Regions from separate parts of the Homo sapiens genome. Here all the other regions are linked to region 2. The links are chromatin contacts, found by Hi-C or POLR2A ChIA-PET in ENCODE. All regions are on one chromosome and are shown on one strand. The core of a region is the stretch at or near the end of the contact, and the rest is flanking DNA. Distances in the headings are between cores, read along the strand shown.

Region 1 (7,723 bases), core at 5,224-7,723, 7.2 Mb before region 2:
TATGGAAAGTAGACTATACAGGGCTAAGGGTGGAAGCAGGGTGAAGAATCAGGAGGTTACAACTGATCAAGGGAAAGATGATGGTGAAACAGAAAGTGAGAAGGGTGGAAGTGGACAGAAGGAATTGTCTTTTGGTACATTTCAAAAAAATATGCTAATGAGTTAGCTGTGGGATAAGAGTAAAAGGTGACAAGAAGAATGCCCAGGTTATGGGTTAGCAACTAAAGAGAGAAACAAGTTCGGTGAGGGTGGGGAGTCAGGAGTTCTGTTTTGTGCTGTTAATCTTGAGTTGTATCTTAAACATTTAGGTAGAAATACAGAGTAGAAAGCTGGATGTGTAAATTCTGAGTTCAAGAAGAGATGCGGCTAATGTTATAAATTGGGGAATCATAAACAGCGTCTAACACTATGGGACCTGATGGGATCACCCAGAGCAACAGCAATGGTCAGCAAACTCTGGCTTTATGGGCCAAATCTGTCACATGGCCTGGTTTTATTTTTGTAAATATAGTTTTATTGGAACATAACCACAGTCATACTTTTACTGTCCATGGCTGTATGTTACAATGGCAGAGCTGAGTAGTTGTGACAGAGACTGAATGGTTCGCAAAACCTAAAGTATTCCTTATCCGGCCCTTTACAGAAAACTTTGCCAACACCTGCCCTAGAGAGGCAGTATAGATAGAGAAGTGGGCTGAGGATTGAGCCCTGGGCATTTCAAAGGCTAGAGTTCGGAAATATGACAAAGGTTCAGCAAGGGAGAATGTGAAGGAGAAGCATCAAAACTAAGACAAAGTGCATCCCAGAGGAAAGCAGTTTCCTCTGGGAAAGACAAAAAAAGTGTTTCAAAGAGAAAGTGATGAACTGTAAAAAGTACTGCTGATAGGTCATATGAGGACTTCAAACTGACCATTAAGGTCGCAGCATGGAGGTGACAGGTAGCCCTGACAAAAAGCAGTTGGTAGAACAGTAGCGATGAAAGCCTAAGTTAGGTGATCCTTGACTATTTGGTTTATATTAAAAAGACTAGAAAAAATCACTGGGAACTCTGTGTTCCCACAGAGATGAATGGGTAGGAGGCTGGCTGTTATGCTGGGGTCCCCAAATACCAGCATGCAGAGTACTGCTGGGGCACCAACACCATCAGGGGTCCTACTTCCCTCTCAGCTCTTCATTCACTTTTACAGTTGGAACTAACACAACCCTCATGCATTAGACCTGCATGGGAAACATTTGTGTACTATTTGTAGTACAACTTAAACTAATCCCCCTGTGTTAAGTTCTACATCCATCTAACTCTCTATCCTATCTTATATCAACACACCCACAACCTCTCTGAGGTTCTGCAGCAGCTCGGCTTTTCCCTAAACTACGTCCCCTGAACACATATACTTAAGCTGGGACTTCTTCCACACTGCTTCATTAATAACCATATCTCCATTGGTTTTTTAATCTTTTATACATATTTCAAAATCTCAAGCTTTGGTGGCTCCTTATCTGTTGTTTTAGGGTTACCCTTTCTTATCCTCACTTACTATCACTTTAATAGGATATTTATTATAGGGGAAAAGAGATAAATGATTGTAGTCACTGTGTCATTTTTGCCATGGTATTTCACTGTCGTCAAAAATCAGATTGTGTCCTTAGGCATTAATTGCTAACCTCTATCAGGCCCATCAATCTACACGATATTGCCAAACAGTGGTCAAAATTCTCCCTTCAACTGGTCTGAAATCAGATTTTATTCTAGCATTTTCTAAGTTATCTATGTGATTCTTTCTCTCACAAGAGCAAGTTGTATCAGGATGAAAGTTTATTACTTACACTAGAGCAAGTGAGAAAATTGAATGGAATGTGAAAACCATACCTAATTTTATGTATCTATACCAGACAGCTAAATGTATGCCATATACCAACATATGATTACACACGACTACAAAACCACTTATAGAGATTCTTACTGGAAGCTTCAGCAATGACTAAAGCTAACTTTGTTTTATTTTCTGATAAAAAGATTAAGAAATGTAAAGGAGCCTAAAAACTTCAATAAAAATGCTTCCTCTGTTCCATATAGATCACACAATTCCTATTTCACAGCACTGATATAGAAAACGTTTAAGGTTTTAAGGACTGAAAAATCAAATAAAATACTTTTTCTATATTCACACAAAACCCATTGTGTTCCATTATATCAGTTGAAGTTCTATGATATAGGCCAACTTTAAAAAGTTACAGAAACTCATATTTAAGACTCAAACAAATTTTGTGGATTATTCACGGGAAGTTCTCTTTTAAGTCCAAAGATACAGCACTTTCAATGGCAGATTCCTCCTACTACCCAAATGACATAAAGAAAACCTACAGTAATTTCAACACAAGCACATGCTTACTATAAGTGACAAAGCAAATTAATTTTAAAGAACTGCTTGGTTCATTCCCAGACTAAATAAAAGCAACTTGAATTATCCACAGCACTATTTCTCTAAGTAAACCAGTTGCCTATCCCATAATAACAAAATTCCTAATTATGGAAAGCATAGCTTTTCCCTATCCTATGAGAACAGTATGAAATCTAAAATAAAATTTCAAGTTATTAACGAAACAAAACAAACAAAAACACGCAAGATATCAAAGGAATACTGGCATGCAGCATTAGGTCTTTGGCTCAATATAAGTGAGTCTAACTTCATTATGATTTCACAGTTAATTTAAAAGACTGCAAGTACCCATTAAAACTTTAAGACCTAGGAAGCCGGGCACAGTGGTGCATGCCTGTAGTCCCAGCTACCCAGGAGACAGAGGTGAGAGGATCGCTTGAGCTGGGGAAGTCAAGGCTGCTGTGAGTCGTGATTGCACACTGTGCTCCAGCTTGGGCAAAAGTATGAGACCCCATCTCTAAACAAACAAACAAACCAAAAAAATAAAAATAAAATGAATAAACAACAACAACAAAAAACCTTCTGAAACCTATAAATTAACAGGAACACTTCAAAATAATCAATCACATCACCTTATTTTCTCCCTTCACAGAATCTAATAATAAGGATTTTAGTCTAATGTCTTAAAGTCAAAAGGGAAAAATAAATAACATTTATTAAATACCTATCACGTGTGAGACACTGATAATTACACACATAGTCTCATTTAACTGCCACAGCAATTCTATAAAATTACTAGTGCTATCCCCATTTTATTTACGGAGAAACTGAGCTACCGGATGTCATCTGAAGGTAAGGGATGCCTCTGGTTAATTCAGTCGAGTGACTTGTCCAAGACGGTAAAGTCAGGACTACAACTTAAGTGGTTTGACTATTAGTTTAGAACTGTTACAGCACAGTTGCTTCTGGAAGTTGCAGAAATCATAACCCTGATGTCACTAAGATGTTAACAAATGTTCTGAGAAATAAGTACTCTGTGGTTCAGTTTTTGGAGAAGTTACATCCGAATTTTCCAGAACTTAAATAGGCAAATTCTTCTTCAAAAAAGTAATAAAATGGGAAGTGTTCTAATTTATTAAACCATGAAACCCTCTGTTTTAACGAAAACCTAATAATATACCATGGGATGCTTGTGTTCAACTAAGCAGTCTGGAAAATGATCATCTGGTCCAATCTCCTCATTCCATGGTTTTAAAAAATGAGATGCAGGGAGGTGAAGTGACAGCAAGATACTAACAGGGTCAGGGCTGGCACCAAGGAGGCCTGATGATTCCCATCAGGATACCCTTTCCCCTAATCATCCTGTCTCACTCTTTCTACAAAGTTTAACACCAATTTTTTTTTAAGTATTACATCAATCATTTATTCTGATTTTACTGAATGACAGTAAAGAGAAACCATTTACAGACATGAAGCTCGAAAATGTTCTACCTCCCAATGCACTAGTATTTCAGAGACTTGGAATATATTTGGAGATGTGGAAAATGATTACACTTTAGTAACACTGAGTAACAATTTTAGGCCAAGTATACTACACTCATATTTTTTTTGAAGTGAGACATTAGTCCACCCTAGTACTGCATACAGACACACTGAGTAATAAATATCCAATCTGTGATCATCTTTATAAAGGGCAATTTATTCGTTGCTTTCCCCTTACCCCATTCGCCCTAGAGTGGCTTCGTTTCACTTTGCCCTACCCCTTCTAGCAGGTAGTAAACAGTCCTGGCCAGTGATGCCATCTGGCGGTTAGTTCAGAAATTGTTTAACCAACACACCTTCCAATCAGGATCTTACCATCGGGACCCTCTCCAAAACCACACTCCCCTTTCTTCCAGTTTTTGCCCATTTACCTTAGTAAAATCGGGTTTTCTTCTTTCCTGCCCTGTTTATCCAACTGAATGAAAAACGTATTTTATTTGTGGCACTCTAGTTACAGAAAAATCATGAGTCCTAAGTACATTTGCAGCTAAAGAAACAAACCAACAATAAGAGGCCAACATACTCCCAAAAATGCCCCCATTCGACATCCTGTCTTAACAGAGACTGTTAGAATCTCCGTTATTCATCCAATGCCTTCAGGGAATACCAGTGCTGAGAAGGACCTTGAGGATCATCGTTTCAAGGTCAAAAGCTTCATTTTACAGCTGAAGAAACTGGCTCTGTGAGAAAGAACTGAAGTAACCACCCACCCAACAGCACACAGCGAGTTAACGGCAGAGCCAAGATTATGGCCTAGGACTCCCCATTCCAAATCCGGTACTGGGTCAACTACTCTGTGCGCTCCTGGCTTCTCAAGCCTGTTTTTGCTCAACCAGTGTATTTACTTTTTCCATAATTATAGTAATATTGTGAATCTCTGTACTATGCCTAACAGTGTCTAGCACACTTCATAAATATTTATTATTTGGGTATCTATTAATTACCGTACTTATTGCAAATCTAGAATACTTGCAGTAGACAGGCCTTTTTTCAATCTGCTTAAAAAGCGAACTGCCACTTCATAATTTTTTCTGACTATTCCCATTAATCATCACATGGTAACCTTTTAGAACATAATCCATTCAGAAATTTGAGACTTCCTGTTCACCTGATCAGTCTTAACCAAAGATAGAAGAAAATATGTGGCATAGGGTGAAAACTGCAACCAATTTTGAAGAAAATAGAAATTCTAGTACTAGTTGCATTATAATCACACGACTTTAGGCAAACTCTTCTTTCCCACAAAATAATCCTCGACCCTAAACTCATGTAGCATAACTGCAAATCTCTCATAAATTACAAATATCTATAATGATTATCGGTATTAACAATAGTAATTTATATTTTAGGCCCTGTGACTAATCAGTTTACATATATAATGTCATGTAATACTTGCAGCCCTATTTTACGGATGAGAAAAAACAAGGCTTAGCAACTTAAACTCGTCCGGGGTCACAGAGTTAAGACGTGAAGAACTCGAGGGCCTGCTTAGAACTGAAAGCCTCCAGAGCCAGTGCTCCGAAAAGGGGAGCGATAATGCAAGGCCCACTTTGATACTACCACTCCAAGGCTCTGCAGTCAGTGGGGAGTGAAGGCAAGCGACCGACATCGCTATTTTCTGTTACGGTTAACGTACACAGTGAAACAATGGGGTACACGGAACAATGAGTCACGAAGACCTGGGTCCTTTCTCTGAGCTCGGCAACTCAGGGACCCCCCCGAAGTCGCTTAGCCTTCTGGGCTTGTTCAGCTTGGGGAGGAAAAGGGGCTGCTCCGGAACCAACGAGGCTTTGGATGGTGGATCACACTCAGGGTGTAAACTTGTGCGTACCAAGTCAAGCTTCTGGGGAAAGAACCTTCATCAGAGTCCCTCCAAAAAAAGAAGACGCGCTGGATTAGGCATCCGCAAAGTTCCGCCTGCCTCTCCGACGTCAGGGAGCTCCCGCAGTAGGAGGTTTCTTACGCCTCTAGGAAGGCCGGCGTGTGGGCGGGCTCTGCCTTCCCTTCCTCACTGAGTTGTGTGAACCGGGAACGGCGGCCGGGCCGGCTAATGGCTGCAGGCCGCCGCGGGGTGGCCGCTTGCACTCTGCCTACCCCTCGGGGAGGGCGGCTGGCAGGGCACAGGGCGCTATCTACCCCCCAGCCGGCAGCCCTGCGCCTCTGCTCTCCGCTTTGGGGTCTTGATCCGCCGCCTCCTCGCTGGCAGTTCTCGTGACTCGGTGCGCGCTCCCGCGGGAAGTAAGGTGGCCTGGACCGCGCGGCTACCGCTGAGGGCCCCAAAAAGAGAGAAGGGAGACCGCGCGGGGCGTCCCAAGTGTCCCCCATTCCATCCCCCACCCAGGTTTCTCCGGTGCGCCGCTCGGCGAACCTCCGGGAGCTACTTACTAAAGAAGAGGCGGTAATTCTGCGAGCAGGGCTGGCCGCGCTCCTCAGTGTGGTACAGGGCCATAGCACGGCGCGACCCGGTCCCTGCACTGGTCCCCAACCGCAGGCACGCAGCGGCTGGGGCACCCGTGCGCAGCAGCCGCAGCAGCGCGCTCATGGCGTCAATGACGGTCCTGCTGTGCGCGCGGAGCTACCTGGGGGCTCGGCCGGGCCGCACGCCGGTGCCCCCTACCGTCCGGAGTCATCCCTCCCGCCCCGGCGCTCGGGCTGCGATCCTGGTCCCTGCCAGTGGAATCTGGAACACCAGCCAGTTGTGCGCACTATGCCCTCAGCGAGGCCGCAGCTCAAAGACGAGTGAGACAAGACCCACCACCCCTGAAGAGCTCACTGCCACTCGTTAATTCATACATTTATTCATGCCTTCATTTATCCCGTCAAGAATTACTATCATGATTTTTTAGTATAGTGATGTAATATTGAGTGATTACTCTGTGCCAGGAACTGCTCTAGACCCTGTCCAATATAGGAGATGAGCGCACATGCACGCAAAGACATCACTATAAGACAAAATGATCAGGCCACCACGTGAAAACGGGACGTTGACACCGACTTACAGAGCAAAAAACCCTAAGTAGCTTACTCAAATGCCATCTTCTCCATAAGGCCATTTCCTAACCCAGTAGAGATTATTTATTCTTTCTTTTATTTTATTATTTTTTGTTGTTGTTTTGTTTTTGAGACGGAGTCTCACACTGTTGCCTGGGCTGGAATGCAATGGTACAATCTCGGCTCACTGCAACCTCCGCCTCCTGGGTTCAAGCTATTCTCCTGCCTTAGCCTCCTGAGTAACTGGGATTACAGGCATGCGTCACGACGCCTAGCTAATTTTTGTATTTTTAGTAGAGACAGTTTCCCCATGTTGGTCAGACTGGTCTCGAACTCCCGACCTCCATTGATCCGCCTGCGTTGGCCTCCCAAAGTCCTGGGATTACAGGCGTGAGCCACCGCGCATCGGCCAGGCGGGGTGGCACACACGCCTGTAGTTCCAGCTACTTGGGAGGCTGAGATAGGAGGATGGTTTGGGCCAGTATCCAGGAGAATGGATATTGTAGAACAACCAGTAGTCTGCCACGTGTCATTTTATTTTTTTCTAGTCCATCTTCTTTGGGACTATCATCATCTAGGCTACTTTCCTACTGGGCACCCAGGTTCTTTCAGCATCTCCAATTATCGTGTGATCATTAAAATTGAGATACTGGTCTACCCAAGTTCCAGAAAGGATTCCTAGGAGATATTGTGACTAGCTACTTAGAGACACTCTACTAAGATTATAGATCCTAAAATGTTTTTGTCAACAGTGGTACCTTTGTAATGTGTCAACTTGAATAGGCATAACTATAAGGCAAATGCTCCCATAA
Region 2 (7,406 bases), core at 1,153-3,652:
AGAATAGGTAAGGGGTATGCAAATGAGATATGCATACTTGCTTCGTGACACAGGTCACAGGACAGAAACCAAACCTACAGAAGGACTGCCTTTCAGAAATATAACTCCTGGCCGGGTGTGGTGACTCACGCCTGTAATCCCAGCACTCTGGGAGGCCATGGCGGGTGGATCATGAGGTCAGGCGCTCGAGACCAGCCTGACCAACATGGTGAAACCCCGTCTCTACTAAAAATACAAAAATTAGCTGGGCATGGTGGCACAGGCCTGTAGTCCCAGCTACTCAGGAGGCTGAGGCAGGAGAATTGCTTGAACCCGGGAGGCGGAGGTTGCAGTGAGCAGAGATCACGCCACTGCACTCCAGCCTGGGCGACAGAGCGAGACTCCATCTCAAAAAAAAAAAAAAAAAAGAAATACAACTTCCACATCCTATCTCCCTCCCCTCCGGCGTACATAAATTGCTGATGCCTAAGAATGCCAAGAAGATAAAAGAGAGATCGAGAAAAACACTCCTGGGCTAGATATGCTGTATACATAGATGAGAATACATGGTACAGACACAGTGCTGGGCATGTGGCAATTATTAATATCAGATCTGTTTAATAGCTACCATTTATTCAGTGCTACCATATGCTAGAAACTGTTAAATGCTTTATTTGGAGGTTTTGTTTCTGTTGGCTTTTTAACTTTTCTTTTTCTTTTACAGAGACAGGGTCTCACTCTGTCACCTAGGCTGGAGTGCAGTGTTGCAATCATAGCTCGCTGTGGCCTCAAACTCCTGGGCTCAAGCAATCCTTCCAGCCTCCCAAAGTGCTATATTATAAACATTATATACATTATATTGTTAATTATATACATTATAATTATTATGTAATTATATAATATATAACTATATTACTGTATTATGTAATATACAATTATATGATTATCGTGTGTAATTATATATATTTATTGATTACATACTATGTATCAGGCAGGAATTGGACGAGATACTTTACATACAGTATTTATCAGTCTCATAATCCTGAAGAATAAGCATTATTACAATTTACAGATTAGGAACCCAGTATTTACTAGTTTAGGATAACTTATATGCTATTTCACAATTGCAAGATAAATTCTCCATTATTTTCCTAAATTGAGATATTACTTCTGGAATGTACAGTTTAAAAAGAACTAAGAAGACTGAAACTCTTAAAGGATGGTTAAATTCGATTATAGGAGAAAACCTAAAAAAAAAAAGCTAACTGGATCTTTTAAAATTTAGAAGAGCTCTAATACTTATTCATTGAAAGTCAACACCCTTTCTTATCTTAGTATTAATCAGAAAAAATTATTTTAGACAACAGCATCATATATATTTAAGTGAGATGCAAAGAGTTTTTTCCAAGTGTTCATCTGTCCACGTCTACCAGACAATTCACCTGTTGACCGACTTCTAATAGGTGAAAGATTAATCTCCAAATAAGTTTTTAAAGACCCCAGATGCTCTGTGATAATTATATACATACATACATACACACAGATATACGTACATACACACATATACATACATATACATTGTGCTACTATATGTACGGACGCAATATATATACATAAAACTCGGTGTTCTCAGTAAAGTATGAGCCATTATTCATTTAAATACTAGATATTTTTCCTTTTTTTTTAAACAAGGAGTATTTTTTGAACCTAAACCTGAACCTCTAAATAGTTCGGATAACAAAGTTTTGGAATCATGAACTCAACATTGTTAACAAACCATCCAGTCCAAATAAACAAAGGAAACCCACATCTCATTTGCCAAGATTCTAAGAACCATAATCCTGTCACCAAATGACAATGGAGACTTGATCCTTTCTCAGTCCTAAATACAAACAGCAAAGCCCTCTTTGGTCCTCATACCTACTCGAAATTGCAAAGCAAGGCCTGGGAAAAACGGTGAAGAGGCACCACTTACTACAAGCAGTCCGAGTAGCTGTGACTGCGACCACCCCAATCCTGGTTCCAAACAGCATCCTTCCCGGTTCTCTTCTTAAGGAGCAGAGTCTTTCGTCCCTTCGCCCCAAATCGCTCAAGTCATTCCTAGGAAATCCCGAGAAACACTTCACCTCACCTGTCAAATTGCACAAAATCCACTTTCGAATTTCTCCCGCGAAACAACGTGACGTCATTAACGCGGGACCTCACCAGATGAGGACCCAAAACTTGGCCCGCCCACCTCCGCCTAAGCCAAAAACCGCCGCTTTCAAATCGCCAATCAAATTCTTCCTTGGCTTCGAGTCTCTCAGCCGGCCGCGCTCTCCGATGCCCAGCCCTCCTGGAACCACCTCGCCTGTGACGTAGGTGGAGCGCGCACTGCCTCCGGGCCCGTCTTTCTCAATTGGGACCGGAAAACGTTGTCGCTCATCCTATGACGCGAAAGTAACCGAGACTATCAGGATCCGGAGACGGAAATGTCCGAAGGCCGCAGTACTTGACCCTGTATTTTGGGAGTCGAACGGAGTAAGTTACAAGCGGCCTATAGGGTCGCACAGCTTGGGCGAAGTCTAATTAACTCTCCGTCCTTTTTCTTGCGGTCCACTCTATCATCTATCGTCCTTCTTACCCCGCCCCCCCGTCCTGCACACCCATCAGTTCCTTGGCCTAGTTATCTATGCGCACGCGCAAAAGTCTTCGGCAGCACTTGTAGTTCCCGTTTTCAGACAGTAAGGGCGCATAGGGGCCCGGCGTGGGGAGGTTTGGGGCGCGCCCGGCCTATGACGGCGTCCTTGCGGAAGTACGGGTGCCGAGAGAAGCAGTAGTCAATAAAGAGAGTGCCGTATTTCGCAGATTGGAGCTGAGCTGTGGCTGCCAGAAGATAGCGAACGTGAGGATTTATATTCTAAAATTATCATCTTCTTTTGCAGGACTCTGCCATCGTCCTCAAAGAGTAAAAAATCCAGTTACGGAAGGGAACTAACACTTGCTAGATATGGTGTGCAGAGTGCGTTTGCAAAGAAACTTAAGAGAAAACAAATGATAGGACACAGGGTGGTGGAAGATCTCAAAGAGTAAGATGCCATTTAACCTGGGCCTTGAAAATTTAATAAGGAAATTTAGACGAGAAGATTCAGACAAAGCAGAACACACAGGCCACTACGTGTTGAGGGACTTGAGTTGTAAGCAGTGACCAGAACAATGATTCTTAACCTGTTGTGGCACACTTCTTTTGAAAACTTAATTATATGGATTAGCTTCTCAGGAAAACGTGCATGTACCTATTAAAACATTTTGCGAGGCTGGGCACGGTGGCTCACGCCTGTAATCCCAGCACTTTGGGAGGCCGACGCGGGAGGATCACTTGAGGTCAGGAGTTCGAGACCAGCCTGGCCAATATGGCAAAATCTCGTCTCTACTAAAAACACAAAAATTAGCGGGGAGTGGTGGTGCACACCTGTAGTCCCAGCTACTCAAGAGGCTTGGTTGGGAGAATCGCTTGAACTCGGGAAGCAGAGATTACAGTGAGCCGGGATCGCGCCACTGCACTGCAGCCTGGGCCACTGAGAGAGGCTGCGTCTCCAAACAAACATTTTTCATATAATTTCCTCAGGAGAAATTACGAAATACTTTTAAATAGCAAACACACACAAATGACTTGGTGTCTTGTCTGACTCACTCTTCCAAGTTATCTATGTCTTTCGTGGTCTTTGAACTATTTTTCAACCCTGTAACTCGCTACAGCAACATGGAAATTAGGTTTGTCCAGTAAAGATGCAATTAATTATTGTCCTGAGCAGTATTTATTAATATTCATTTCAACGTTCCTGATTGCCTGTGTACCTGCTTTTTAAATTCTCCTTTGAACTGGTTTTTAGCACTTAACTGGTTCCCTTATTTACAGTCAAGCACCACATACCGACAGACCGCATGTATGACAGTGGTCCCATAAGATTATAGGTGAGTAATAGGCAATAGTACCTAGGTTTGTGTGAATACATCATAGAATAACTACATACTCAATGATGTACTTACTCACCTGACTGTGCATTTCTCAGAATGTGTCCTTGTCGTTAAGCAACCCATGACTGTGCTTAAATCTTTACCGTGTATTCATTTTATATTTGTACAAGAGTCTTGATTTTACCTTATCTTTAAAATGTATCATTTACAATTTAATGGAGCCCACTAGAATTCTTGTCCAGCCAAAGTTGCATGGACTTCAGATTAAGAATTCCTGAGTCAGAACATAGAGTCCGTGGTGATAAATTGCGGGAAATTCTACCAAAAGGTAGACAATGTGGGATCAAACATACCTGGGACAACTTACTTAGCTAGCTTTGGCCAAGTCACTTAAACCTTTTTGAGTTTTTGTGTTAAGATGGAAGAAACTGCTACCTAGTGGGATTGTGAGGATTTACAAAAGTGTATATAAAGTTACTGGTATTGTTACCCAATAACTTTTATTCTTCATTTAAAGCCAGTTAAATGTTACTTTTTTTTTTTTTTTTTTTGAGACGGAGTCTTGCCCTGCCGCCCAGGTTGGAGTGCAGTGGCACGATCTCGGCTCGCTGCAAGCTCCGCCTCCCGGATTCACACCTTTCTCCTGCCTCAGCCTCCCAAGTAGCTGAGACTACAGGCGCCTGCCACCATGCCCGGCTAATTTTTTTCTTTTCTTTTTTCTTTTTTTGTATTTTTAGTAGAGACGTGGTCTCACCTTGTTAGCCAGGATGGTCTCCATCTCCTGACCTCGTGATCCGCCCGCCTTGGCCTCCCAAAGTGCTGGGATTACAAGCGTGAGCCACCGCGCCTGGCCAAGTGTTACTTTTTTTTTTTAAAACAGTGTTTTCATAAACTGCATATTATGTTACGGGAAGGTGCTAAGGAATTTCTAATGTTGCAAGTTTTGACAGAAGCATCACAAAACCAGGTCTGTGTTTTAGATGGGTTATACATAGGCTCCTGTTGAGAATGGGTGACTTACAGAACAGTTTATAAACTATTGGCATATTCTAGTGACAGTTGTAGCAGTAGTTGTAGAAAACACTGGATGGAGATGAGAGCCATTTCAAAAGTCAAACTGATAGGATTTAACAAGAGATTGGATAGAATAATTGGATAGAATTATTGATAATTGGATAATTATCAATAATTTATAATTATAGATTATCAATTATAGAATTATAATTATCAATTATAGAATAATTGATAATTATAGCCTACGTTTGTGTTTGTTCGTTTTTGAGATGGAGACTGAATCTGTCTCCCAGACTGGAGTGCAGTGGTACGATCTCGAATCACTGCAACCTCTGCCTCCTGGGTTCAAGCGATTCTCCTGCCTCAGCCTCCCGAGTAGCTGGCATTACAGGCATGGGCCACCACACCCAGATAATTTTGTTATTTTTAGTAGAGACTGGGTTTCACTTTGTTGGCCAGGCTGGTCTTGAACTTCTGACCTCAAGTGATACACCTGGCTCGGCCTCCCAAAGTGCTGGGATTATAGGCGTGAACCACTGCACCTGGCCTATTTGTATTTTATTTACATCCCACAACCTTACAAAGAATTTGAAATGCTTAACACTTTACAGGTACTTTTAAATTTGTTTTTTTATTCAACAGATACTTAGGTACTGATGAAGTTAAAGTTCCTGCCTTCATAGTGTCTACATTCTGGTGGGATAGGTAGACAATAAAATTAAAATTCCAGGCCGGCCATGGTAGCTCACACCTGTAATCTCAGCACTTTGAGAGGCCCAAATGGGCAGATCACTTGAGGTCAGGAGTTTGAGACCAGCCTGGCCAAAATGATGAAACCGCATCTCTACTGAAAACAAAAATTAGCAGGGTGTGGTGACAGCTGCCTGTAATCCCAGCTACTTAGGAGGCTGAGGCAGGAGAATCACTTGAACCTGTGAGGCAGAAGTTGTAGTGAGCCAAGATTGTGCCACTGCAGTCCAGGCTGCACAACAGACTCCATCTCAATAAATAATTAAAAATAAAAAATAAAGTTATAATTCCAGGTAGTGACAACAAGATACAAGAATAAAAAATAGTGACTGAGGCAGTGGACGGAGTTAAGGTCAGCAGGGAGGGAATATTTTAGATTGAGCGGAAAGAGGTAAGTCTCTCTAAGAAGTGACATTTGCAGAGACCTAAGTGAACAAGGAAGTAATTCATACAGATACGGTAAGGAAGGTAAAGGGAGCAACAAGGGCAAAGGCCCTGAAGTGGGAATGGCTTTAGCATGTTTAAAGAACGAAAAGATGGTTGTTATGTTTGGACTGAGCCTGTTGGCAAGAATTGTGATAGATGAAATTAGAGAGATCCCCAGGCCAGATTATTTAAGATCCAGTCAACCACAGTAAGGTTTTTGGACTTTATTTTGAGTGTGATAAGAAACCTCTGAGCTGGGCGCGGTGGCTCACACCTGTAATCCTAGCACTTCGGGAGGCCAAGGCAGGCAGATCACCTGAGGTCAGGTGGCCAACATGATGAAACCCCGTCTCTACTAAAAATACAAAAAAAAATTAGCCAGGCGTGGTGGCACATGCCTATAGTCCCAGCTACTTGGGAGTTAAGGCAGGAGAATCTCTTGAACCCAGAGGGGGAGGTTGCAGTGAGCCGAGATCGCGCCACTGCACTCCAGCCTGGGTGACAGAGTGAGACTCCGTCTCAGGGAAAAAAAAAAAAAGAAACCTTTGGAGGAGTTTGTGTAAGGAATTGGCATGATCTGATTTACATATTTAAATGGTAATTCTATCTGGAGAATCGATTATAAGGGAAGAAGATTAGAAGCAGGCAGACTAGTAATAAAGTTCTTGTAGTTGTTCAGACAACGCAGTAGTAGCTTGGACCAGGTGCTTATGATGGAGGAAATGAGAATTATTCATATTTGGGATATATTTTAAAGTTAGAGCTAACAGAAATACTGATGAGTTGACCATGAGGTGTAAGGAAAAGGGAAATTAAGAATGATTTTAAGGCTTTTGCCTTTTCAGCAATTTTGTAATTGGTGTTTCTGAGATAGGGAAAATTGGTGGGAGGGGATTGTTAGCACTAGAGAGTCCTATTTTCACCATGTTAATTTTGAGATATCCTTTAGATAAACTAGTGGAGGTGTCAGGTGGACAGTTGAATATTGGAATGGGGAGCTAATGGGAGAAGATAGATTTGTAAAGCATCAGCATAAAGCCAATGAGCTTAAAGCCAGGATCCTCAGAAAGAATGAGTGTGTAAATGAGAAGGAAGCCCAGGACTGAGTCCAATTTAGGCATCATGTAAAGGTGTAGGGCACAGTGGGAGAGGTAGGGTGAAAGGAAATTGAGAAACTGAGATTGCAAAAGGGAATTGAAAAGGAAGAAGACTCGTTTGGAAGCTATATGAAGAAAATATTTTCAAGGAGGGAGTTACCAACTGCATTTGCTGCTGAGAGG
Region 3 (6,715 bases), core at 1,610-4,109, 6.9 Mb before region 2:
AATATTAATCACACTGTTAATTATGTAAATAATCTTTCTTTCTCATTAGAATGTAAGTTCCATGAAGGCAGGCAGTGGATTGGTCTTGCCTACTGTTGTAACCCCTGTCTGGCAGAGTTCCTGGAAAACAGCAAATAACTGTAAATGTTGGCCAAGTAAATACTTGTTATCTACTTCCAATTTCATAAAACTTTCTCTTCCCTTGAGTTCTGTTATACTCAACTTTTCTGTTTTTCCTCTTCTATCTCTGACTACTCTTTCTTTGGCTTATCTTCTTTGTTGCTTTTGGTATTGTCCAAGTATTTGTCCTTGGCTATCTTCTTAGTTCTGCTAGCAGTTTCTTCTTGGTAATCTTATACACATCAGGTTTTCAACTATCATCTCTGGGTAGATGATTTAATATGTTTTACCCCAACTTCAATCTCTTTTTTTTTTTTTTTTTTTTTGAGACATGGTCTTGCTCTGTCACCCAGGTTGGAGTGCACTGAGATCATGGCTCACTGCAGCCTCGAACTCCTGGGCTCAAGTGATCCTCCTGCCTCAGCCTCCCAAGCAGCTAGGACTACAGGCATGCACCACCGTAACCATGCCCAGGTAATTTTGTTGTTTTTTAAGTAGAGCCAGGGTCTTGCTATGTTGCTCTTATCTGGTCTCAAACAATCCTCCTGTTGTGGCTTCCCAAAGTGCTGGGATTACAAGTGCGAGCCAAATCTCTTAAATTTGAATCCCATGTTTCCAAATGCTTAGTGTATGTGTCTATGTGATTCCTTAATGGCATCTCAAATTCAGTTACAACTAAAATTGAGATTCTGATTATCTTCCCGAAAAGTTCCTTGTCCTGCTCTTACTTTCAATAAATGACACAACTTTCTTTTAGTCAGGTTTGAGACCAAAGTCTTTCCTTCACTGAGTCTTTCCCTACTCCTTATATTCAAATAATCAGAATTCCTGTGGATTCTGACGGCAATATTTTTCACACTTGTCCTACTTTTCACTTCCACTGCTACTACTGAAATTCAGGTTTTATTAGCTTACTTGAACTATGGCAATAACCTCGTTATTTTCCTTGACTTCAACATTGTTGCCATATGAATTTTCCTGAAACCCAGTTTTCTTCTTTTTCATTAAAATAAAAAAAAAAATTCTTGCTGAGAAGTTAGGGCTTTCTACCACCTTCGAAATAAAGACCAAATTTCTTGGCCTAGCATTTAAGAAGATTCAGTAACTGGCACAAAAATTATCATTCATCATCCCCAGATCTGCCTTATAGCTAGCTGACCCTGCCACTCTTATTTTTTTTGTCCAGGAAGCTCTTTACCTATTTTTATATATCTACATCCTATCAAGACCCTATTCAAATACTTCTCATGAAGATTTGACTGACAGCTGCTGTGCCCCTCTCCATTCCAAACCCTATTAATAGTCTCTCCATTCAAGGATATCTCATAGTGCTTTTTCATGGTATTGCAACTTTCTCCCTTGAAGCATTTTTTTTTTTTTTTGGCACAAGTGTTATGTCCCCTACAAAACTCTGAGTACTTTAAGGGCAGAGTCTATATTTATCTTTTTGCCTATCTCTTTGCCACTTTGCAAAGTACAACAAAATAATGGCTATAGAATTACTGGAATTAAGTGATCAAAGTATAGTGGTCTTATCTCTCCTTCTACACAATTGTAGCCATTTCCAAGGTCCCTTCAGCAAAAATCACAAAAGTAACTCACCCCTGCCCCCACAAAAAAAACTCCAAACATCAAAAAAGCAAAAGCAAAGCAATCACCTCTTTCACGACTGGGGACTTGTAGTACAATGTTCCTATCTGTAAAATTCTCACAATCTTTCGCCTGTCTTGCTTAATTCATTAATCCCACTGGTCTGTAAACTTGATGACAGCAGGAACTTGTTTTGTTCACTGTTATTTCCCTAGTGCTTGAAACTTAATAAGGGCTCAAAAATATTTATCGAATGAACGAACTAGGTTTTTTGCGTAAATGTCACCTTATAAGGCTTCTGTGATCTCTCCAGTCTAAATTGGGCATTCATATATAAATATAAGTATGTGCTTTCTCCTAGATCCATTTTTCACCCTACCTGGCAATCTCAAAAGAAGTCCAAAGTTGATCATATGCACGTGCCCCAGATGAAGGAAACAGAAACTGTTCACATAGAGTGCAGTATTATCGTTGCCATTTCATAATGGCTCTAAAAAACTTTGTTCTTCATGACTTCGCAAGCTCTTGCAACCCCTTCCAATAAACATTATTTTAAAGATGCTGCCTTTTTCATTCCTCCACTGAGTTCTTGGTTCTGGATAACACTGATACCTTAGGGACACCTGGAATCGCAGGAGAAAAGGCTCCGATTCCAAACCAATCAAGTGGCTGAAAGCTGACAGCAAACACTTAGAAAAGGAATGTCAATCCTTTGATCAAAGCATCACACATCGAAGTCCTAGAATGGGGGATGGTCCTTGACAGGGGAGCCAAAAGATGAGAGACAATGAGGGAGCTACGTAGAGAAGTCACTAAAACCCTCCGACAAAGTCCGAGGCAGGATTCCAAGTCCCTTGTCCCTAGACCTAGAAATATGCTCGGTCCGCATGTCCCGGCCCGCAACTCCCTCGGAGGAAGCACAGTCCTCACTGAAAGGGGAGAGCAGTCAGTCTAGGGCACGCAACCGCCCGTAAATTATGATTCCCCTTGAGGAGCGAGGAAACTAATACCCCACGTAGCTACTCTCCCACCTCGCTCCTGGCGCGGGGGTCTCGAGCCTCCAGGAGGCCAGGAGCAGAGTCGCTCAGCATAACTCACCGTTCCGCCCCGCCCTGCCGATCCGTCTGTTCCCGGTGGTCCCTTCGGAAACGGTTCCCGCACTGGCCGGCTCCGAAAGCAGGAAAACAAAGGTTCCCACAGTAGGGGCGGGGGAAACGTTTGGCAGTGCGACAGTAGGAAGTGACGTTACTTCCCTTTTTCCGGTCCGCCGGATTATGAATGACGGCCGGCGCGAGTATTTTCCACATAAGGTGGCTGTCGTTTTTCTCCTGGCGTCTGTGGAGGCGAGTGGTCTGCGGGCAGCAGCTCCCAGAGGCAGCCTTGGAATTCCAGCTCGGACTGGGCGGGAAGGCGCAGGCGGCCCAGGTCGCCGACACGCTCACGCACCCTCCCTGCCTGGCCGCGCCTCTGCGACCAGGTAAAGAGGGCGCTCGGGCCGCCGGCTTCTCAGCCTCCGCGACCCCCTAAGAACTGGTCTTTTCTTCGGGGGTCTGCAGGGCTGAGGATGCGGGGGAAGGGTGGGAAGGACAAGGGCGTGGTATCATCGTCCTGATTTTTCTCCCGCCCTGGGGCCGCCTCAAACTCCTTTTTGGCCACTCCTGCTGAAGGTGCGGGTTGAGGGCTCTGGGCTTCTCGGTAGTACGCGTTTCCCAGTTTCCCCCTAGCCAGTCCCTCATGTCTTCCTCTGCTGATGGAGAAATGGGGCAGCTTCCAGTTGGAGGCGTTGGTTGGGGTGGTTTGATATTTGCTGTTAAGTGTTACTTCAAGACCTCTTGGGTCACACTAACTTCTCTTCTCTCTTTGGCATTGAGTTTTCCATTCCAGCCCTTCCTGATTGCAGAAAGCAGTTCTATGTGAATACTACTTAACATTTACTCCAAAGGACTTGCTTCATTTGGGGCCATTTGCTTATGTTTTGTCATCACAGCAGTATCTCTTGGGTTTTTAACTTCTATAGAAAGTTTAATTTGCATGAAAGTTGCTTTGGTTTCAAAAACGTTTGCTAATACACGTACTTCCCATCCCAACTTTCTACCTGGTTTTGGGATGAGATGACTTGTTTTTTTCCCCTTTATTCTTAATGCCAGGATCCCATTCCTTGTCATAAATTCTTGAATATCAAGAAAATGCCAGCTTTAGTAATATATTGTGTGCTACATTATTGATAAAGAAGGTGGTGTATTTCTATTTTACCTAAGCTTATCTGTAAAAACAATGTTTACAGGAGAAAATGCAAAAGCTAGCAAGAACTAGTGATGTGATAATTTTAAACATGTAAACATAGTCATTTAAATCCATGATAATAAACTGTTATAACACAACTAAGTGATTCGCTGTCATATTTAATAAACATTAAGCTATGCGGGTTTTTTTTTCTTTTTTTTTAACTGCCTGATGGGGAGCATACACCACTGAGAGGATTGCTTTAAGCACACTCATTACTAAAAATTGTGTTTGTATTACACCTGAAAGTATCGTTTTGTGAGGTCTCACTTCAAAAATAAGACTGAAAAGGTCAATGAGATTTGAGAATCATCATTTCTTTTTATTTTATATACTTTGCACTTCTACGTGTTTTTGCTTTAATTTAAACACAGCTCAAACTTGAGCTTCTGTAGTAGTGGGCCCATCAATTTTTTTTTTTTTTTTTTTTTTTGAGCTGGAGTCCTGCTCTGTCGCCTGGGGATGGATTGCAATGGCAACATCCGCCTCCCGGGCTCAAGCAATTCTCCTGCCTCAGCCTCCCGAGTAGTTGGGATTACAGGCGCCCACAATCACACTCGGCTCCTTTTTTTTTTTTTTTTTTTTCAGTCGAGGAGGGGTTTCACCATGTTGGCCAGGCTGGTCTCAAACTCCTGACCTCAAATGATCCGCCCGCCTCGGCTTCCCAAAGTGGTGGGATTACAGGCGTGAGCCACCGCGCCCGGCCTGTTTTTGTTTTTTTAAACTTGTTTTACTTGTAGCTTTTGTTTCATCATCTGTGATTTTTAAATAAAAATAAATACTGAGTATCCAATTAGCTTTTCTAACAAAGAATAAATACTTGGAATGCAGATATTGAAACCATTTAGATTAAAACAAGCACAGGTATTGTTTGCTGTGAAAATTCAGTAATTTTATTTCATACTTGGTAACATGTTAGCCATTTGCGCTGTCGATCACTGTTAATTATGAGGTCGGGTTTAGCTGAAGGCATTATGACTCCATGGCAACAGATGATTCCCTGATTCTCCAGAGAGATTACACACTTCGTTTGTGGCTAAGGTTACTGTAAGCTTTTCACTTAAAAACTTTTCCTACTTCTTTACCAGATAAGAAAACAGCTAATTTTAATCACTGGCTTTTGTTCTCTAGGACTTAACTGCATCCCATATTACGTATTTAATGAGCTTGAAAAAATCTCAGTGTTTTTCTTATCGTTTTTGACCCTAAATATTTAAGGTAATTGGCTGCTATCTATCTGTTGAGGGGCATGTTTTTTTGTTTTGTTTTGTTTTGGTTAAATCTATATTATTGTAATAAAATAGGGTACAATTTTCAGCCAAATACTGTTGTTTTATGAAAAGCATAAAACACAAGATAAGTTATAAAATTCAAAATGTTGAACATATGATGTAGGAGAGAATTTAGGCAGGTTTAAATTTTAATCTTTAAGAAAAGTAAGTGTTTGTGATTTTTCATACTTATAAACTGTGTTGAACTTCTTATTTTGTACAATAGGTTGATATGCACATGGATTAAGGGTTTCACGTTTATATTTTACCATTTCATGATTCCCTGGCTTTCAGCCTCAGTAACAAATATGTTTTTTTTCAGTATTTGGTTGGGAAAAACTTTTCAATCAATATAAATCCTTTACCTTTCATGGAAAGAAGCTTGAAAATATAAACCATAATTTGGGTTTTGCCCATCAAGGTTTGCATATTTTAATAGTGCCAGTTGATAAGGAATTTGGTTATAAATTATAAAGAAATAATAGTAGCTAGTATTTATTTAAGGACTTAATATGTGACAAGCTTTTTTCTGTATGGCACACTACATGGTAGGTACAGTTATTATTGTCTCCATTTTATTATATAAGTGAGGAAACAGATATGCAGAAAAGTTTTTTATAGCTACTAAGAATCAGAACCAGTATATTTGCACCCAGGTGGTCTGGCTCAACAGTCTCGGCTCTAATCTATTACTTTATAATTCTTGTTTTATAAATATTCTTGCTAGGCACATGTATGGAATCTAGTTAAGATTCTTAGTTCCTTTGCCCTGGATATAAGTATACATAAAAACTTCTGTGCTTGCTTTATTTATGAGTTTGGTTAGATTCCATTTATACTTTTCCCGATTCACCTCACAAAGGTGATCTTATTTCTTCATTTTAATTTATACTTAGTTGGTCCTTAAAATAGAGTTATTAATTTGGAAAAGAAAGAATGGTGTCATGAAGAATGAGATACACATTGTACCAAGACTAAAGTTATTAATAATACTCTCAGACAGTGATTTCTGACATTCATATATGTACATTCATTCCTTGAACTAAAGTTTCAGTTCATTAAGCACTGGAGATGTTATAGTGTTAGGTGATAAGAGCTATGAAGAAAAAGGGAAGCTAGGTAAGAGGCTAGGGTGTGCTTTTTCAATTCAGGCAGTCAGGAGAGGCTGTTCTGAGTTAATATTTATGCAGAAAAATCAATGAAATGAGGGAGCAAGCCCTGTGAATCTCTTGGAGAAAAGCATTCTAGGCAAAGCAATAGCAAGTACAAATATTCTCAAGTGGCACCTTCCAAAAACAGCAAGGACAGCTATGGCTGGAAGGGAGTGAAGAAGGATAAGAGATGAGGTCAGAAAGGGATAGCTAGGGTCACAGTAGGCCTATAGGCCATAATAGGAAATTTGGATTTTATTTTGAGTGTGCTGAAGAGCCATTGGATGGTTTTGAGCACGA
Region 4 (7,074 bases), core at 2,549-5,048, 6.2 Mb after region 2:
GGACAGACAGCACAATGTCTACTGCATTGAGAAATAGGACACTGATAGTCCTGGTGAGGGAAGTGAAAGTGTGGATGGGGTGGCAAACTATGGAGTGTAAACTATGCTGAGCCATGGAGGGAAGGAGAGGTAAAGGTGGAGATTACCAAGCATAGTGAGTACTTTCTCAAGAAGATGCCTGTGAAGAGGGAAGGGTGAATAATATAGAGTGTTATACTTAGGTGTGTATGCAATTTGTTTTTTGCCTTCTTGAGAGATCTGGGTATGAATCCTGGTGCTACTACTTGCTGTCTGTGACCTTAGACAAGTCACATGACACCAGACATTCAGTTTTCCTAGCTGCAAAAATAACTTACTGCATAGCATTGTATGAGGATTAAATAAGACAATACAGGAAAAGCTTTTAGGGCCAGATTTCGACACATCATAAAAAGGAATAATTTATAATTATCATTATAAATAAATGCTGAGGAGAAATGAACCACCAGTTAGAAACTGAAGGGGTTAATGGTTTCTACAGGATCCAGTAAGGCAAGATTACAAACATTCTGGAGAGGATGGTCCTGAACAAGAAGAGGGATGCTTCATCTGGACATCTTTAAAATCTCGGGAAGAATAAATCATAAGACTGACTTTCCACAGGAAATTCACAATCTCAGAGCATCTTCTGCAGCACACTGTGTGTGGCTGCTAACATCAAGCCTCACTAAAGGGAGTCCTCACCCCTTGCTGATTCTGCACTATATACATTCTACCTAGCACAGCCTGGATCCCAGATATCTAAGCTAGTTCCAGTGAGCCCTGAGAGTTACTCATTGATTTATACATGGTCCATTTGTACAAAGAATTGTACAAAGAATTATCCTCACATGATGTACAGATTTATCTAGGGCCAATCCTAGATAAGGATATGTGAATTTAATTCATTTATAAATTTAATTCTTTTTTTATTCAATGTTTACAATAGCCTTACACCACTAATTAACAGCAAGAACAAGACTCACAGTAAAAATAAAACAGGAAGTGTTTGTTTTAGTCTATATTTAAAAACCAAACTTGTATTGCATGCAATAACCAAACTAGTGATGTAGAGTTCTGCTATGAGAGCCTTTTCCAAATGATCCTGTAATCTCAAGCCATTTCATTATATAATGATCATTCAATGCTTTCAAATCTCCTCTTTCAGAACATCTTATGTCTCTGAGCCTGAGAACTGAATAATCACATACAAGTCAAAATAACACACTGTACCTGTTGGAGATGCTGTGTGCGACGGATCCCCATAGTGCCCATAATGAGGTGGAGAAAGGCCTATTCCAGGCTGAGGCTGAGAATACGGAGGTGTAGCCACGTAACCTTGTTGACTCATTATGAAAATATCATTCCATAGGATAATTCTACAAAAGAAGTCTGCAACAGAGAAACAAGAAACATGTTACCAAGACAGTTTTAGTTACGTAAAGCTATTAAAAATATAAACACTGTTATTACATGTTTATGATGGTTTGAGGAAAAGTACAGATATCAGGTACATGAGAAATCTTTGTATTATACAATATATCATTATCCCCTAAAAAGGGCCTAACCATAGCTCTCTGAAACTCAGTAAATCACTTCAATAATCCTGGGCAAATTCTCAAGCATGAGACCTGAATAATAACTCGCAACCACTTTTTTAATGGAAGCCTGAAGCATCTCACAGATAGTCTCTCATAGTGTTCCTATGATTTTGTGCTTTTGGTTTCCATGGTCACATTTCAGCACAGAGCACACCATGCCATTCAATTGACTGACCACCATAACTGCCAGTAGCCTGCAATCAGATGTTTTATGACTTACGTCTTTTTAGTGCTCATCTAATTAATTATTTTAATCTAGTCATTAGGACAAAGAGAAATCATAGTCCAACAAACATAGCAACAGACAACGTTGATAATGGGCTTATTTTATGAGTCATAATTTGACCGAGCCAGGTGGTCACTATAACCACTTGAGTGTTGTCAGTGGTTTTTCAAAGGCGACAGAATTTCTTTCTAATTTAAATCATATCACATCTCTAAGAACATATGCACCTATATTTAGGGGACTAAGGAAAAAAAGTGTAATTTTGTAAGTGTGTAGGCACACACATCACAAATATAACAGACTCATCTTGATTTTTTTTAAATCTTGATTCTAATCAGAACCCAAATTTGCTTTAAATTTTCTATTTTTTCCAGGTTTTAACAAAATAAGAGATATTTCATAGGACTGATGATTTAAAAAAAAAAATTAAATACGACAGAAAATGCTTTGAATGCAAGAGAAGTGGGTTTCCATTCTATGTCTGCCATACTTAACTGTGTGACATGGAATGAGCTGAAGAACCTCTCTAAGCCTCAGTTCCTTCTTTTAGAAAATGAAGCCTTTCCAGATTTCCACTGATTCTACAATTTATCTCCAGTTTATTTGCCCCATACAAGCATATTCTTCCTTTTGTTCTTTTATTTGCTACAATTTAAGATAAGAGATCAGTGATACCTGCTAAGACTTAGAATCTGTCTATATTCAAGAAATAACATTTCAAATTAAAAATTTGAAGCCTAAAATTTGTGATTTGATTTTGTTTCCATATTAAACTATAAGTTTCCAAAATAAAAGCAACCATGTAAAAATATTATGAGATCATTTCCTTCTCCTGGGAAGGGGAGAACTGAAAAAGAGGAGAGAGGCAGGCAAAGGCCTTCTGGTCCACTTTGTTTCTGACAACCCCTTTTTCCTCCTCCCACTTAGCAGAGAGAGACGTGGCAGCCTGAGCGCTGGTCAAGCTCATCCAACCAAGAGCACTTAGGAAGTCGGCACGAACACACCTAAGTAGCAGCCTGTTGCTGAGTGACAGAAAAGAGAGGCTGAGATGGTCACTCCAAAGAACAGGAAGCAGCCAGTTCCCTCTGAACTGGTCCTCAGAGGAATCAGCTTCCTCACGCAACCCAGTTTGCCACGTCAAACTTCCTCACACAGAGCACCAAGTTAAAGAAACCTGACTCAGCTTCAAGCGGCGACACGGCAGAAAGCCACTTGGTATAAGCAGGCCTAGGATCAAAATCTGGGGAGCCCCAACCCCAGAACGGCCCCCTGGCTCACTGTCACCCAGCAACTCTAGCCAAGGTGCACTTCTAACCCTGGAACAAGTTCGTATTTGGCCAGATCAGTTTCACTATTCGGATGTCCCGAGGCTTCAAGATATAGTTGCCATTTTTACCATGAATATTTCTAACATTTCCTTCCTTCAAAAAAGGAAATTAAGTTGATAAGGAGATGAGAAAACCGCTGGCAATGACACTCGAATGGTGGCCACTGAGGATCCTAACAAGGCAGTTCCTGCATCCCAAGGCAAAAGGTGGGGGCGGGTAAAAAATGCCCACGCCCACCTCCTGCTCCCCCATCCCGCCGGCCCCACTATTAAACTGCACTAGAAGGCTAAAGAACAAAGAATGAGTTCTCCTCCCGCCGCCACTGCCTCAGGTGAGCACCCGGCCTCCCGCCGCGTCCCCGGGCCGGGCGCCGCAACCCGCTCCGCTGTGCCTGGGCAGGGCTGTCCCGCATGAAGGCGTCCGCGGGTGGGAGGCTTTACCTGTTCCCGCTCCCGCACCCCGCGGGCTTCCGAGCGCTGGCGGCTCTGCGCCTAGTGCCGGCAGCCCTCGGTGGCCGGGCTCCCGCTGCGGTCGCTTCTCCCGCCGCGCCTCTTCCCCGGCCGGCGTCCCCTTAGCCTGGACTCACGCTCGGAGTTGCAGCTGGGCTGGGAACTGCCACGTCAAACCCTTTCTCGGCTGCGCGCCCCCAGCGCCGGGCTTGGACCAGCCGCCGCGCTCCCGCCTGCGCACGCGCACAGCCACCGGCCGCCGCGGGGCGGGGCCACCGGGCTGAGCCTGCGAGCGGCCGAGCGACCTCCCCCTTTTCGCTTTTTCCCTTTTTCCGGTTTTTTGTTTTTTGGTTTTCTTTTTCCCGTCTTTTCTTTCCCCTCCCCCTACAGGTCAAAGCCTTTAACGTCGTGGCTAAATCAGAACCGTATTTTCTCGGCGCAGCCCCGCAGGAAGGAGGGGAGCGCGTTCATTCATTCTTCCATCAACAGGTTGCAGTTTCAGCTCTTCATTCATTACGTATTACTTAAATAACTAATAGTTCAGGTACTGCACTACCGTTACATACGGGAAAGTACACGATCTGGACCTAGGGGAGATTACCGTTTAAAGGCGAATCTGGCACGTGTACACGCACATTTGATGACGTACCCGTGCAATGCACTACAGAGGAAGGAACGCCCAAAGCAGCCTGGCAACGTGTAACGCGGGAGGAGTGGGGGGTGGGGGAGATGTCCCAAAGGAAAAGTGTGGGAAGTGGGGTTTCCATTGATATTGGGGTTGTTAGCGTTGTGTATACTCCTTCTTCCGCATATTCCTTGTTTGTGAAGTAGGATGGCTGATCCCAGCCCCAAACAGGAATCTCTGCATGGAAAAGCACCCAGCGTTTAGCTCACCGTCCTGTGAGAAACAGCTCAGAAATAAAGGCAACCTATATGAGATCTGGAGCTTACCTCTCTATCTCACCCTAAAATCAGGACCATCTGGCTGGTTTCCTATCATCTTTCACTGCTAAATAGAAAGACATTCAGCCACTCCCAGGTTTGGTATAGCTACCACTTTGCTCAAACTTACAAAGTAAAAACCAGCCCGGTGTTGTTGTTTTTAACATGCACTTTCTTCCCGGCTACAAGAAAGCCACTTGACAAATACCTTTACTGATGAACTGCCTAGGTAAAAACGTACATGGGGATGTTGCTACTCCCGAAATGCTACATGAATTGTGCAGGAATTTTAAGTCATTTTAGCAGTAAAGATATATGGTCCATTTATCCCACTCTTAAAAGTTTTTAAGGCATGGGGCAAGGCACAGTGGCTCACACCTGTTATCCCAGCACTTTGGGAGGCCAAGCAGGGAGGATTGCTTGAGGCCAGGAGGCAGTGAGCTATGATCACACCACTGCGTTCCAGCGTGGGCAACAGAGTGAGACCCTGTCTCAAGAAAAAGAAAAAAAGATTTTAAGGTAAGATATCTGGCCTACATCCAGCTTCAACACTGATCAGGTTTGAAAACCCACATTGAAATTTTTGTTTTAAATTGTTTCTTGTATTCTCAATGTGATGAAAATGTTCAGTGGAAGTTTAGGAAGTTTTGGCCGGTGTTGAAGCAGTACAGCTTGTAAAAGCAGTGAAAGAACTTGTCATATAACAGCTACATTACAAGGAGCGAGTGAAGCTATGATACAAAGATAGGAGAGAGTAAAGTCAGAAACAGTCACACCATGTGATGACCTGCTTGACTTGTTACCCCTATAAAACCACTACTTTTGAATTGTAAATACATCCTCACCTCCTGCTCAGGTACCAAACTTGTCTGAAACCAGGACAATTTGTGGTTTCAATTCTAAAACAGTTTTTAATTCCTAAATGTTAAAGCTGGAAGGGACTTGGCCGGGCGCGGTGGCTCACGCCCGTAATCACAGCACTTTGGGAGGCCGAGGCGGGCGGATCACGAGGTCAGGAGATCGTAGACCATCCTGGCTAACACGGTGAAACCCCGTCTCTACTAAAAATACAAAAAATTAGCCGGGCATGGTGGCGGGCACCTGTAGTCCCAGCTACTCGGGAGGCTGAGGCAGGAGAATGGTGTGAACCCGGGAGGCAGAGCTTGCAGTGAGCAGAGATCACGCCACTGCACTCCAGCCTGGGCGACACAGCCAGACTCTGTCTCAAAAAAACAAAAAATAAAATCTGGAAGGGACTTTAGCGATATGAGTATTCAATTCAATATTCAGTGAGAACTGAATTCAATTTAATCATCTAATGGATTAATAGAAAGGTTTATTGAGAAAATTTAAAAGGCTTACTAGTCATTTATAGCTAGTTGGAAGTCATCCCTTCCAATTCCAAAGCTCTTTTCACCTCCCTATGCTTTTTACCTTCTGATACTCTGATTTGCTGTTCTCTTTTAACTAGTTCTGCCTTTTTCTCCTGTGACTGCCTTATATTCAAGTTCTCAAATAACTATTAACTGACTGCATAGTTCCACCAACAATTGGAGTTACTTATCATGAATCTCTTTTTTAAATGAAACGGGCTTCTGGTTTGCGTCCTGCTTCTCTTGTCCTGTCCCCAAGTGCCTATGCCTTAGGTGACTAACTCCTAACCTTGTTCCTGTGATTGAGTCCCTGGCCCTCACCAGCCGTGAGGCTTGGTCCGGAGTCTCAGTCTTCCTTGATCTGACCCATCCTGTTGCCACCTGAGCTTAGCCTCTGATGTTCCATATGTAATTAACTTAGTTTCCCAGGTAACCATATCCTATTTGAAAGGTGAGGTCACAAGGACCTCACAATGCCGACGTACTGGGGTTTTATGTTCTATGTTCCAACTTTAAAAGGGAAAGAAAGCAACAAGTCTACTATGCATAAGGCTATATATAGAGAGAAGGAATTTCCTGACAATGCTTAAGATTTCTTCTAATTGGCAACCTTTTGAAGGTTATGATGTACTAAGCATTTATGTAACTTACAAAGTTTGGAGGTTTCTGGTTCCAAAGCTGAAAACAGCTTGAAGAAGCTTTATTTAAAAAAAAAAAAATTGAAGTGGCCAAATCCTGGACTATTTTAAATACCTGGAAATGGAGTAAATAAGGTCAAGTTAAACGGGGATGATGGGAAGGGTACATGGTAGGGTAGGCTGAGTAGCAACTAATAACAGTAATAATAGAGTTCAAGTAATACCCAAGGTGCTTCTAGAATTACTTTTTTGATATCTCAAATATCATGCTGTAAGTATACTACATCACATACAGCTTCAATCACAAAATGGACAGTGGGACATCACACTGCTAACTCAGATTGACTCAGGTTTGAATCCTGACACTGTCACTTACTACTAGCTGTGCAAGTTTTACTTATTCAACAAACGTTTATTAAACACCTACTATAAACTGGATACTGTACTAAGAACTTGAATACAAAGTCAGATGAGACACTGCCCTGGCTGTGAGAAGCTC

What was found. A loop is a pair of places that touch in the nucleus more often than their neighbours do. ChIA-PET counts read pairs that join two places held with the same protein, here RNA polymerase II (POLR2A). Pooled maps may share reads with other maps.
Region 1: a map of CD8-positive, alpha-beta T cell shows a loop between it and region 2 (27-fold over the local background). The contact joins the promoter of PPA2 here to the promoter of LARP7 in region 2. A Hi-C loop is called at or near these places in 4 of 168 maps with a recorded cell type or tissue (B cell, CD4-positive, alpha-beta memory T cell, CD8-positive, alpha-beta T cell and 1 more) and 9 of 50 pooled maps. POLR2A ChIA-PET finds 5 or more read pairs at or near these places in 1 of 52 experiments (CD4-positive, alpha-beta T cell).
Region 3: a loop to region 2 is called in a map of CD8-positive, alpha-beta T cell, with 8 times the contacts of the local background. The contact joins the promoter of INTS12 here to the promoter of LARP7 in region 2. A Hi-C loop is called at or near these places in 5 of 168 maps with a recorded cell type or tissue (CD4-positive, alpha-beta T cell, CD4-positive, alpha-beta memory T cell, CD8-positive, alpha-beta T cell and 1 more) and 10 of 50 pooled maps.
Region 4: a loop to region 2 is called in a map of CD4-positive, alpha-beta memory T cell, with 31 times the contacts of the local background. The contact joins the promoter of SEC24D here to the promoter of LARP7 in region 2. A Hi-C loop is called at or near these places in 2 of 168 maps with a recorded cell type or tissue (CD4-positive, alpha-beta memory T cell and naive thymus-derived CD4-positive, alpha-beta T cell) and 6 of 50 pooled maps.

The regions. Positions count from the first base shown.
Region 1 is chr4:105,467,589-105,475,311 of GRCh38, forward strand. It overlaps PPA2 (inorganic pyrophosphatase 2), which reads right to left and starts at 6,474. Exons shown (of 12, transcript NM_176869.3): 1 at 6,306-6,474. The coding sequence starts at 6,462. RefSeq lists enhancers at 5,655-5,824, 6,115-6,234 and a silencer at 6,455-6,664.
Region 2 is chr4:112,634,741-112,642,146 of GRCh38, forward strand. LARP7 (La ribonucleoprotein 7, transcriptional regulator) reads left to right here and starts at 2,403. Exons shown (of 13, transcript NM_016648.4): 1 at 2,403-2,499. ZGRF1 (zinc finger GRF-type containing 1) reads right to left here and starts at 2,169. Exons shown (of 28, transcript NM_018392.5): 1 at 2,111-2,169. RefSeq lists enhancers at 1,966-2,185, 2,756-2,805, 2,846-2,955.
Region 3 is chr4:105,705,830-105,712,544 of GRCh38, forward strand. INTS12 (integrator complex subunit 12) reads right to left here and starts at 2,860. Exons shown (of 8, transcript NM_020395.4): 1 at 2,809-2,860. It overlaps GSTCD (glutathione S-transferase C-terminal domain containing), which reads left to right and starts at 2,955. Exons shown (of 12, transcript NM_001370181.1): 1 at 2,955-3,187. It overlaps LOC124900747 (a long non-coding RNA gene), which reads left to right and starts at 553. Exons shown (of 2, transcript XR_007058214.1): 1 at 553-594; 2 at 2,072-2,267. LOC124900748 (a long non-coding RNA gene) reads left to right here. Exons shown (of 3, transcript XR_007058215.1): 3 at 50-145. RefSeq lists an enhancer at 2,935-3,184.
Region 4 is chr4:118,832,328-118,839,401 of GRCh38, forward strand. It overlaps SEC24D (SEC24 homolog D, COPII component), which reads right to left and starts at 3,799. Exons shown (of 23, transcript NM_014822.4): 1 at 3,614-3,799; 2 at 1,252-1,410. The coding sequence starts at 1,369. RefSeq lists enhancers at 3,155-4,046, 3,667-3,961 and a silencer at 3,473-3,962.